Regions from separate parts of the Mus musculus genome. Here region 1 is linked to region 2. The links are chromatin contacts, found by POLR2A ChIA-PET in ENCODE. All regions are on one chromosome and are shown on one strand. Each heading gives the region's core, a stretch centred on a gene start or an enhancer-like site at or near the end of the contact. The rest is flanking DNA. Distances are from core to core; before and after follow the strand shown.

The links. ChIA-PET counts read pairs that join two places held with the same protein, here RNA polymerase II (POLR2A).
Region 1: POLR2A ChIA-PET joins it to region 2 with 27 read pairs in embryonic stem cell. The contact joins the promoter of Ost4 here to the promoter of Atraid in region 2. POLR2A ChIA-PET finds 5 or more read pairs at or near these places in 4 of 5 experiments (Patski and embryonic stem cell).

What each region holds. Positions count from the first base shown.
Region 1 is chr5:30,905,540-30,910,272 of GRCm38, forward strand. It overlaps Ost4 (oligosaccharyltransferase complex subunit 4 (non-catalytic)), which reads right to left and starts at 2,249. Exons shown (of 3, transcript NM_024460.4): 1 at 2,126-2,249; 2 at 1,860-1,997; 3 at 977-1,227. The coding sequence starts at 1,996. The coding sequence ends at 1,883. Agbl5 (ATP/GTP binding protein-like 5) reads left to right here. Exons shown (of 16, transcript NM_001374737.1): 15 at 92-222; 16 at 577-1,125. The coding sequence ends at 140.
Region 2 is chr5:31,045,724-31,050,666 of GRCm38, forward strand. It overlaps Atraid (all-trans retinoic acid induced differentiation factor), which reads left to right and starts at 2,917. Exons shown (of 7, transcript NM_027855.4): 1 at 2,917-3,033; 2 at 3,739-3,857. The coding sequence starts at 2,950. Slc5a6 (solute carrier family 5 (sodium-dependent vitamin transporter), member 6) reads right to left here and starts at 2,356. Exons shown (of 18, transcript NM_001360022.1): 1 at 2,243-2,356; 2 at 1,907-2,076.

The DNA.
Region 1 (4,733 bases), core at 999-3,498, 140 kb before region 2:
CTTCTGTACCAGATTCTTAAGCCTGGAAACTCTAAAAGCAGAAAAGCCTCGTGGAAGAAGCCAACCTCTTAGTCTACCCCTGTCTACACAGGCTAGGCCCAGGTTGGGCCGGAGCTCACCGCCGACTCGCAGAGGGATGAGAGGTTCAAGCCCCACATCCCCCATCCCCCAGACCAGAGAGAGCAGTGAGCTGGAGCCGGGACCCCACTCTGCTACACCAGGGTGAGCACCGGAGTCCAGGCCTTCATTCCACCTCTCATTTCTACTATTCCTCCCCCCCATTTCAGCATTCAGGATAATCTTCTCCCTTTTCATTGATCCCAAAGACTAAATGCACTTTCATTAAGAATCTAGTCCCTGATTTTTATTGTACCATGGACTCAGTTTTCACTTCAAAGCATAACTTCTAATTAGTCTCGAGACACTGGCTAGCTGACTCTAGTGACTGGCAATGATGAACCTGCCTCTCCCTACCCAGCTTCACACTGCCCTTTTCATTTCCCAGCCCCTGGCTAACAGACCAGAAAAAGGGGGTTGTTTCCACAACCCTGATTTCCTGTCTCTTCTCTGTTGCAGGCTGCCTCAGGCCGGCCCCCCACGGCCTCGCTCTGCCCCCGCCTTTTCTCCTATTTCCTGTACTCTATCTGACTCCCCATCCCGGATTTGTTACAGCAGGGGGCTCTTGAACCAATGTGAGGTTTGTTTTGTCCCTAAATCACCACCACTCACTATTTCTCCCAGGGTCTGATAATGCCTTTACCTCCATGTCCAGGATGTAGCCCTAAGGTGAGGGAACACAGTGAAATGATACGTTAGTCCCGTCTTCCAGCTGCTGGTACCATGTGACAACCATAGCTCCTTGGAATGTCGGCCACACTGTCCAAGGCCTTGCAGAACATCACCTTAAGACAGAACAAAACAGGGACCTGCTCCCTCCCACTCCCCCACAGCACAAGATTTTGGGACCACAAAAAAATATATATCTATATATATATATCTATATTTTTGTATTGGGGGGAGGGAGTAGAAAAGAAAGCAGCCCCTATACTGGGCCCTATTCAGTGGCAGCTTCTTGCTCCATAGGGTTAAGGAAGACTTTGAGGAAATAAAAGTTGTTTGGAAAAATCCAGGTGTAGTTGCTTTGTATGCTGTGATGGGTAGGAGAGATGAAGTGAAGTGTGAAGGCCCTCACACCCTCCATCTTGCCTCAGACTATGTCCTGGAACCCTAGAAAAAAGGGGAAAGACCCGAAGTAAGGAAAATGCTGCAGCTTCCTTGCAGGGCTGGGGAGGTCCTTAAGGAGCCAGCCCCCATCTAACCCATTCCCTTTATATTATTTAAGCACACTTGGTTTCCAGACTATGCTCCCTCCCTTTTTTCTCCATGCTTTCTATTTGTAGTCAACCCATAAAACGTCTTTGGCTTCAGAACATGGAAATAAGTCTCCATCTTTCACTACCACGCCCCTCCCCCAAATTACTTAACGCCTCAGGTTCCGTGGGAAAGTGGGACTGTTAAGGGCTTGATCCCCCTATATTGGCAGTTACTGCCTTTATTTGTACTGGTCAGCGCCTCCGTGTAACCATACCCTATAACTTTGGCCTCTATCTCCTGGAAACCTCAAAATGGGGAATGAGGATGGCTCCGAAAACCCATCTTCATTCAAAGAGTAAGCCGTTTAGGGGGACTGAAGCAGAATACATCAAGGCACTGTACACAATGCGAACGAAGGAGCTCGGTTCTGGGCTATCAGGCTTGGCTCGACACTTTCTGACTTGAAGTTCCCTAAGAGTGTAGGCCCTGGATCGGCCTCACCACTCAGCTGTCCAGAGTCTGAGCGCTACTGCCCCGACCGTTACCTGGGGCGGAGAAAGCGCCACTTTCATTCCTGCTTCTTGGGGTTGTTTACTGCCACGTAGTGATAGAGGACCACAAGCAAGAAAAGCGACACGCCCAGCATGTTGGCGAAGATGGCGAGCTGCACGTCCGTGATCATCCTGTGGACAAGGGGAAGGACTGAGCCTCGATTCACGCACTCCTTGCTCTCTCACTAAGCCAGATCCTCGCCACCACGATCCAGCCTCCGCCGGGCTCGCCTATGAAACGGCGCCTGCGAGCCCCTCACCTGACCAGCTTCAGCCGACTCCGACACTACAGACGCACAAACTCGAGGTAGGCGACCTGAGCCGGAACTTCGTAGTGCTAGCTGGGGAACAACGCGGCACTTCCGGCTTCTCTACCCTGCCGTCTCGTCTGCTCCGGCGGCGCGCGCAAAAGAGCCGGTCTTAGGCGGAGCCTAGAATGGCCGTCCTGCGGCGAGGGCGGAACGGGGCGTGGTCCGCTCGGCAGGGGCGGGAATCCCGCCCGGGTCGCAGCTGGCTGCAGCTGGCGCGGCGGAATCCGCGGTTAGCTTCAGACGCTGTGGTGACAGCCTCCCTGGAGCCCAGGAGTGGGTTTAGGCGAGGGTGCAGCAGGCGGGAGGCTGGGCCTGACCTCTAGGCTCCGACCCACTTTCCTGCCCACCCTTCGCTTCCCTGCTCGACCCAGCCAGGTGCTTCCTTAGGGTCCTGCCCTCCCGGTCCCCTCCCAGGCTCGCTGGCGTGGGGATGGAATGGAAGGTGATGCAGAATAGGGACAGGATTGAGGAGGCTAGTGCCCTCACGGGTGGTAGTCTTTCTGAAACCACAATCCTACCAAAGAGGCGGACCATGACAACTTATTTGATCAGTGCCAGTTTCAGGCCAGTGTGGGGTGGGCGTCAGAATTAGGGTGGACTCTCTGATAATCAAAAACCAAACGTGGGGCCTCGGCCAAGTGGGAAATCACCCCACGGGTGTGAATGAGGGGGTAGGAAAGGAAGGGCTGGGACAAGCCAAGAGGGGTCGTAGGTTTGTGGTGAGGAAGAGAGTTGGCTGCAATAGACATTCAGACATCCGAGGGTCATTGGTGAGGGGAGCAGCACCCTGAATCTCTTCAGCCCTCTATCCAGCGAGAAGTAGGTTTCCCCCTTTTTGCTTTCTCCTTAGCTTCGCCATAAAAGGGAACGATGTAGAGCCAGACAGGGCCAGGGGCTGGACTGTTGCTCTGGAGCTGTCAGGGGTAATGGAAGCCAGTTGCCCTGCGGTAAAGGGGGGGCCTGGGCTCAGGGGAGGCCTCTGCTTCTCTGAGCCAAAGAAAACTCTACAGGAGCTGCTATAGGGCTGGAGCAGCTGGGACAGGGGACCAGATTGCCTCCTGTGTGCACAGTGAGCTGGCTTGCACTATTCCAATGTTGGTTTCTCTGGTCTCAGACTATCAGTGGTTTGTGTCCAGTTTGCTCATAAGCTCAATACTTGCCTTCAGTAGTTAGTTTACAGCTGCCTACCTCCTCCCACCATGTCCAGCCACCACCTACTGTTTCCCAGAAGTTTCATATTTAGAAATCCCGGGCCTACGTGCCCTCCACACAACATGGTTAAAGCCTCAGACGTGCTCTCCCCAGGCATTCCTCTATGAGTTTGTGTGTCCTCAGCTCTGTCCTGAGAGAGTGATGTCTAGATTTTAGGATTACACATTATTATGCTTCGTGTCTCCTGGAAAATTGGAGCAGATCCAAGTCCAACCACTTAGGTATGCAATTGAATCAGAATTAGTCTATGGTTTTAAAAGAAGCAGTACCTCTAGGCTGCCCGTGGCCCGAGAAGCCAGCTTCAGCCTTCAAAGAGCCAGAGCAGGGTGCATAGCATCCTAGACAGCACAACTGAGAGGCGCTTCCACGACTTGTTACTGTTATTTTATTTCCTTATTGGTAAAGAAGGAAATAGGTCCAGAAGGTAATCTAACTGAGGCCCTGCAGCTGGCTAAAGACAGTTCTTCTGACGTCCCCCCTCCCCCACAAACACAGTAGTTCGACTCAGGAGGTTGTCCAAAGGTCGGGGACAAACGGGAAAAGATTTATTTTAGAACTACCCAGAAATGACCTTTGCCTCCCTTTCCCTTCCTGTGCCTAGGTCAATGAGTCTTTATCAGCTTTCCGTGGGTCATCTGGCCTAGCGCCTGAAAGCACTGAAATAAAAACTAGTCTCAGGACCAAACTAGACTCAGCTAAGAAATGGCAACGCTTGATAAAAATCCTGGATGGAAAAGTATGTGGGAAGAGAGACCGGAAGAACCTCATGCTGCCAGGACTTGGGGAAGGTGGTGGGAAGACACTTGTGGAACTTAATCCCTAGTTAATATGATGATTTTTTTAAAGTTGCAATTTAAATAAGATTTCATAATGTAGCCCAGGCTGGCTTCAAACTCAGGATTCTCCTGCCTTTGCCTCCCCAGTGCTGGGATTACCCGTATGAGCAACTACAGAGTCTGCGGTTTAGGATGGAGAAAGCCATAACCTTGGGGAAGGAGGGAAACTAGTCCTGAGTCGCAGGGTAGTCAGCTCCTAACGTATTCTACCTGGAGAGCGGCCTCGAAGGCAAAACAAACAAACAAACAAACAAACAAACAAAAAACAAAGTGCTTGCATTTGGCAGCCATGGAGTGTGGCTTGAGATTTCTCACAAATGGGTTGGCAAAATGGCTCAGAGGGTAAGAGCACTGACTGCTATTCCGAAGGTCCTGAGTTCAATTCTCAGCAACCACATGGTGCCTCACAACCACCCAAGTTGAGATCTGACACCCTCTTCTGGTGTGTCTGAAGACAGCTACAGTGTACTTAATTATAATAATAAATAAAAAAAATATTTTTTTAAAAA
Region 2 (4,943 bases), core at 1,667-4,166:
CTGAGGCTAGCCTGGTCTACAGAGTGAGTTACAGGACAGCCAGGGCTATACAGAGAAACCTTGTCTCGAAAACCCAAAAAAAAAAAAAAAAAAAAAAAAAAAAAGAGAAAGAAGAGTACAGGATATTTCACCTGAAATCTGTCTCTCAGAGCCTCTCTACAGAACCTGTAAAGAGTCTTGAGTCTTGCTGTTTTGTTTTTTTGAAGCAGGATCTTACCATGTATTCTTGACTGGCCCAGAACTCATAATGTAGACTATGCTAGCCTTAAACTCTAGGTTCACACCACCACACATAGGAAGAATATCTATTACAAGGGCTGAAGAGATGGCTCAGGGGTTCAAAGAAAGAGTTGTGGCTGCTTTGGGGAGGACATGTTTGGTTCCAAAAACCTACAGTCAGCTTGAAACCATCGACTTGTGGCTCCCTCACTACTGGCCTCCTCACACCAGCACTCACTCACACACACACACACACACACACACACACACACACACATACAGACACACAATAAAAAAGAATTTTTCACAGGTATTCACCAGTGCTCCAATCTCACTAGTCCCAAGACTAAGAAAGGAACAGAGTGCTAACTGTAGTCAGTCATTCATGGAACAGTATAGATTTCAACTATTCTAGTGACAGATTAATATACCCTGCCCTCCAAGGAAACAGAGCATCTTCTGAACTGTATTCAAACAGTTGGGCACATATTGCCTAGTTGGCAGGGTGCGGTTCCCACAGACTAATCCTGAACTATAAGCCTCACAGGACAAAGAAAAAGTCTGAACTTGGGCCACATGTTCTACCGTCTCTGGGTCAAGGATTCTAAGGGGCTCTGGTTTACCTAAAGGGGCCCCAGGCCTTGATATTTTGCAACACCTTGAGTTTTCTTTCTCTTTGGCAAGCTGTCACTGCTATGGGAAGATGAGGAGGATAGACAAGGAGGGTGACACACACCTTTAATCCTTCTGGAGGCGGACGGAGAGGAATCTCTAGAGTTCAAGGCCTACCTTGTCTACAAAGTGAATACCAGGACAGCCATATCTGTAGAAATACGGTCTTGAAAAAACAAAACAAGCCGGGCATGGTGGCACACGCCTTTAATCCCAGCACTTGGGAGGCAGAGGAAGGCGAATTTCTGAGTTCGAGGCCAGCCTGGTCTACAGAGTGAGTTCCAGGACAGCCAGGGCTACACGGAGAAACCCTGTCTCAAAAACAAAAACAAAACAAAAAATAAAGAAAAAACCCTTCTAGACCAATCCTAGCACACAGGGGGCAGACAGGTGGATCTCTATGAGTTCCAGGCCAACCAAAGCTACACGGTCTCAAAATAAAACACCAAGTGGTCGGGTAGTACCGATTTGGTTCCTCTGCTTCTAGAGTTTCCTGATTAATTATCTGCGTTGAGAAACCACGAAGCCTCTGGGATAGAGGAAGAAGAGGTAAGCAGACAGGAAAACGCCAAGCCAGCAGTAACACAACTTTCATACGATCCAATTCTAGGAAAAGAACAGTGGCTTTCTACAAACTCCACTGATTCACAACAGTGGACATGTCTTTTAAAAAGGTCTCACATTGCATGGGACTTATCTGCAATGAAAGGTATTGAGGTTTGTGGGTTCATTTCTTTCAGTACTGGGGACAAGACTTAACTAGGAATGCCAGAGCTAAGTCCTCACCCTCTTCCCCCTTTGAAATATAAGGGAACACCTGCAGGGCCAACTGTCACCAATATCTAGGGCTTAATATTCCTCAAGATCTGAATGGCCTTTCTCATTAAAACAAGATATCCCACCAGCTAAATGTATTGATAAATGCAAATTCAGGATTTCCAGGCAGATACCTGGAGCCTGTGGAATGGAAGCATTGGCAGGCTAATTGAGATGAGCTCTAATTGTCTCTAGTTACCTTTTGAGGAGTCGTCACCCAGAGCAATAGCTGTCCCCTTAGGTGTGATGGGTCTCTCCCAGCGCCCTTCCAGTCAGACCTGCTGCTGTTCTGCTTGCCTTGCGTCGGTGGTTCGGCCAGGGCTACCAAAGTTCCTACGTTCTTTCCGAAACCAGCATTGGTTTTTCCCCCTTGGCAAGGCAAAGAACATGAGTTAAGGAAGCGTCTTTCCCGCTTCGCGTCCTTGCCCGGGCTGCAGAACACTACGCAACATTAAGGTGAAGGGTTCCCAGGCTCGTGTTCTCTTGCCAGCGTTTGCCCTTCGCCCTCCGATCTTCACTCCTCCATCACCCTTACCCTCTCTCGGCTCAGCTTTCCCCTTCTCTCCGCACGTGGCGAACCCACGACTTTGCACTAGTATTTAAGACCTTCCCCAAAGCCCACACCGAGAGGCTCACCCCGCCCCGCCCCTTCCAGTCCCGCCTCCAGGCGACTGAACTCAGTCTCTCCGGCCCTGCCCAATCCCCGCCTCGCCCGGCCCATCCTACACCCGCCCTGCCCACCTTTGAGATCTCCACATGAGGGCAGCTGGCCCGCAGGCCAGCCCGGCCCGGCTCGGCTCGGCTCGCACCTCCTGACTTGGTGACAGCGGGACAGCAGGACCCCGCCCCCTACCCCCGCCCTCCCGGGTCCCAGCGCCGCCATGTTTACTAAGGGCGGATGGAGCTGCCCGGGCGTCCGCACCGGGCTGAGGGTCATGCAGTAGCTCAAGGCAACTAAGCGCTAACTGGACAGGCCTGCGCTCCAGGAAGAATGGAGAGATGGTGGGTCTGTCCACCGCGAGCAAGCGCAGGACAGGAGCTCAGAATTCCGCGAGCAGCCCGAACCTGCGGGCAAATTACGCCTCGGGCTCCACGGCTCGTGCCCCGGGCGGACCAGGCCACGCCCCAGAGTGACAGGATTTGGAAGCTAAGCCTCGCCTCAAGGCTGGCGCGTGACACGCTGGGGGCGGAGCCTCGCGCTCGGTTCTCGCGAGCTGTCAAGACGGTGGAAAGCAGTGGGAAATGGCGTCTCGGGAGTCAGGCGGCTCTCGGGCGGCCGCCCTGCTCCTGGTTCTGGGCGTGGAGAGGGCCCTGGCTCTACCTGAGGTACAGAAGAAAGTTTGAGATCTGGCTGAAGAAGGTTGCTGGCCGTCAGCCCGGAATCCAGCTCGCCCGCCGGTGTCTGTCCCTTTGGCCAGTCGGAAGCTCAGATTTTTGTCCCTGAAGCTTCCCCGGGCCCTGTGCCTGCGGGGATGGTGTTGTCCAGTACTCACGTAGTGCAGGCCACTAGCACCTTCGCCCTGCCCACATTCAGAGTCCTTTGAAATTTGATCTCCTTGCTTTTGAATAATTTTAAATAGTGCTTCCCAGACGAGTCCCAGGGTTCTTCTGCCAGCTCTCCTTGCACGAATGCTGTGCGTGGTGCAATGGCACGACTATCTATCTATCTATCTATCTATCTATCTATCTATCTATCTATCTATCTATCTATCTATCTATCTATCTAAATATATAGTGATGCTTGAGTACGCTGTGTACCTGCAGCCCTTTAACACTTGCCAAACCATGCCTGTCAGGTGGAGAAGTCTCTGGAGAGGACACAGTATAGTCAAGTAATAATGCACAAACACGAGGATCTTCTCTCGTACAGTGCGCTGATTTGGTGCGGGGGTTTTAAGGGAAAAAAATGGGTTCTGTTTACAAAAGGCACTTTTCCGCTTTGCATTATGGGAATTCTGGAAAGGCTACTGACTTGTTCTTTTTTTTTTTTTTCTTTCTGGAGTCTTAATCAGGTTTCTTTCTCTTCTGCAGATATGCACCCTGTGTCCGGGAGGTATGCACAATTTGTCCAGAGTGGCTGCTTACTGTGAGGATACATCGAAGCTAATGCAGGCCCGATGCTGCCTGAATCAGAAGGGCACCATCTTGGGGTGAGGGAGGAGAAGACATCCTTGAATATTCTTTTGAACTTTTTAGAGTTCCCAGACTGGAGTCTACAGACTTGCCTAGCAGGCTCTGGGGATAAATATTAGTACCTAAGTGGAGACATTTAATGCTCGATTCTAAACATTTGAATTTGATGATTTTTCGATAAGTAAATGATCTTTTGATTTTTTTTTCCCTGAATGACAAATCATAGTTTTTGCCATTTTATAGGCTTTTGTGGCTTCATTTAAAATAGTTTTATTATTAAGTCTTTGTATTATTTTTACTAAAATACATTTAAATTTTTCTTCATTTTATTTTTTTGTTTTTAATTGTGTCTGTCTGTCTGTCTGACTGTCTGGGTACAGGCACTTGAGTGCAGGTGCTGGAAAATTTCAGAGGCCTTGGATCCTCCTGGAGCTGGAATGATAGGCAGTTGTGAGATACAGTGTGGGTACTGGGAACTAGACTCAGGTCTTCTGTAGGAGCAATACTGGCTCTTAACTGCTAAGCCATCTTTCCAGCCTTTAATTTTTTTTTTTCCTTCTTCTTCTTATTGTTGTTCTGGGTACTAGGAAATGAACCTAGGACTTTATGCAAGCTACCTTTTTTGGATTTGCTTTTCCTTTTGTTTTCTTTGAGACAGAGTCTTGCTATATAGCCCTGCCTATCCTGGTACTATGTAGCACAGGTTTTGGTCTCAAACTCATATCATTGCTGTTACAGCTTCCCAAGTACTGGGATTACAGGGGTGAGCCATCACATCTGGCTCTTTTCAGTATTTTGACACATGATCTCACTAATTGCCCACACTAACCATGAACTTGTGATCCTCCTGCCTCAGCTTCCTGAGTAGCTGGGATTACAGGCTTGCAAAAACATATATATTTTATGTTATGATTTTTGTAGTTTGTAGGCACACAGTAAATGGAAAAATAATTTGTTGAAGTCCTTTTTATTTGGTTGGTTTGTCTTTTCTTTTTTAAATTTTTATTTATTTATTTATTTATTTATTGTGTATAGTGTGCCAGAAGAGGGCACCAGATCTCATTATTGATGGCTGTGAGTTACCATGTGGTTGCTGGAAATTG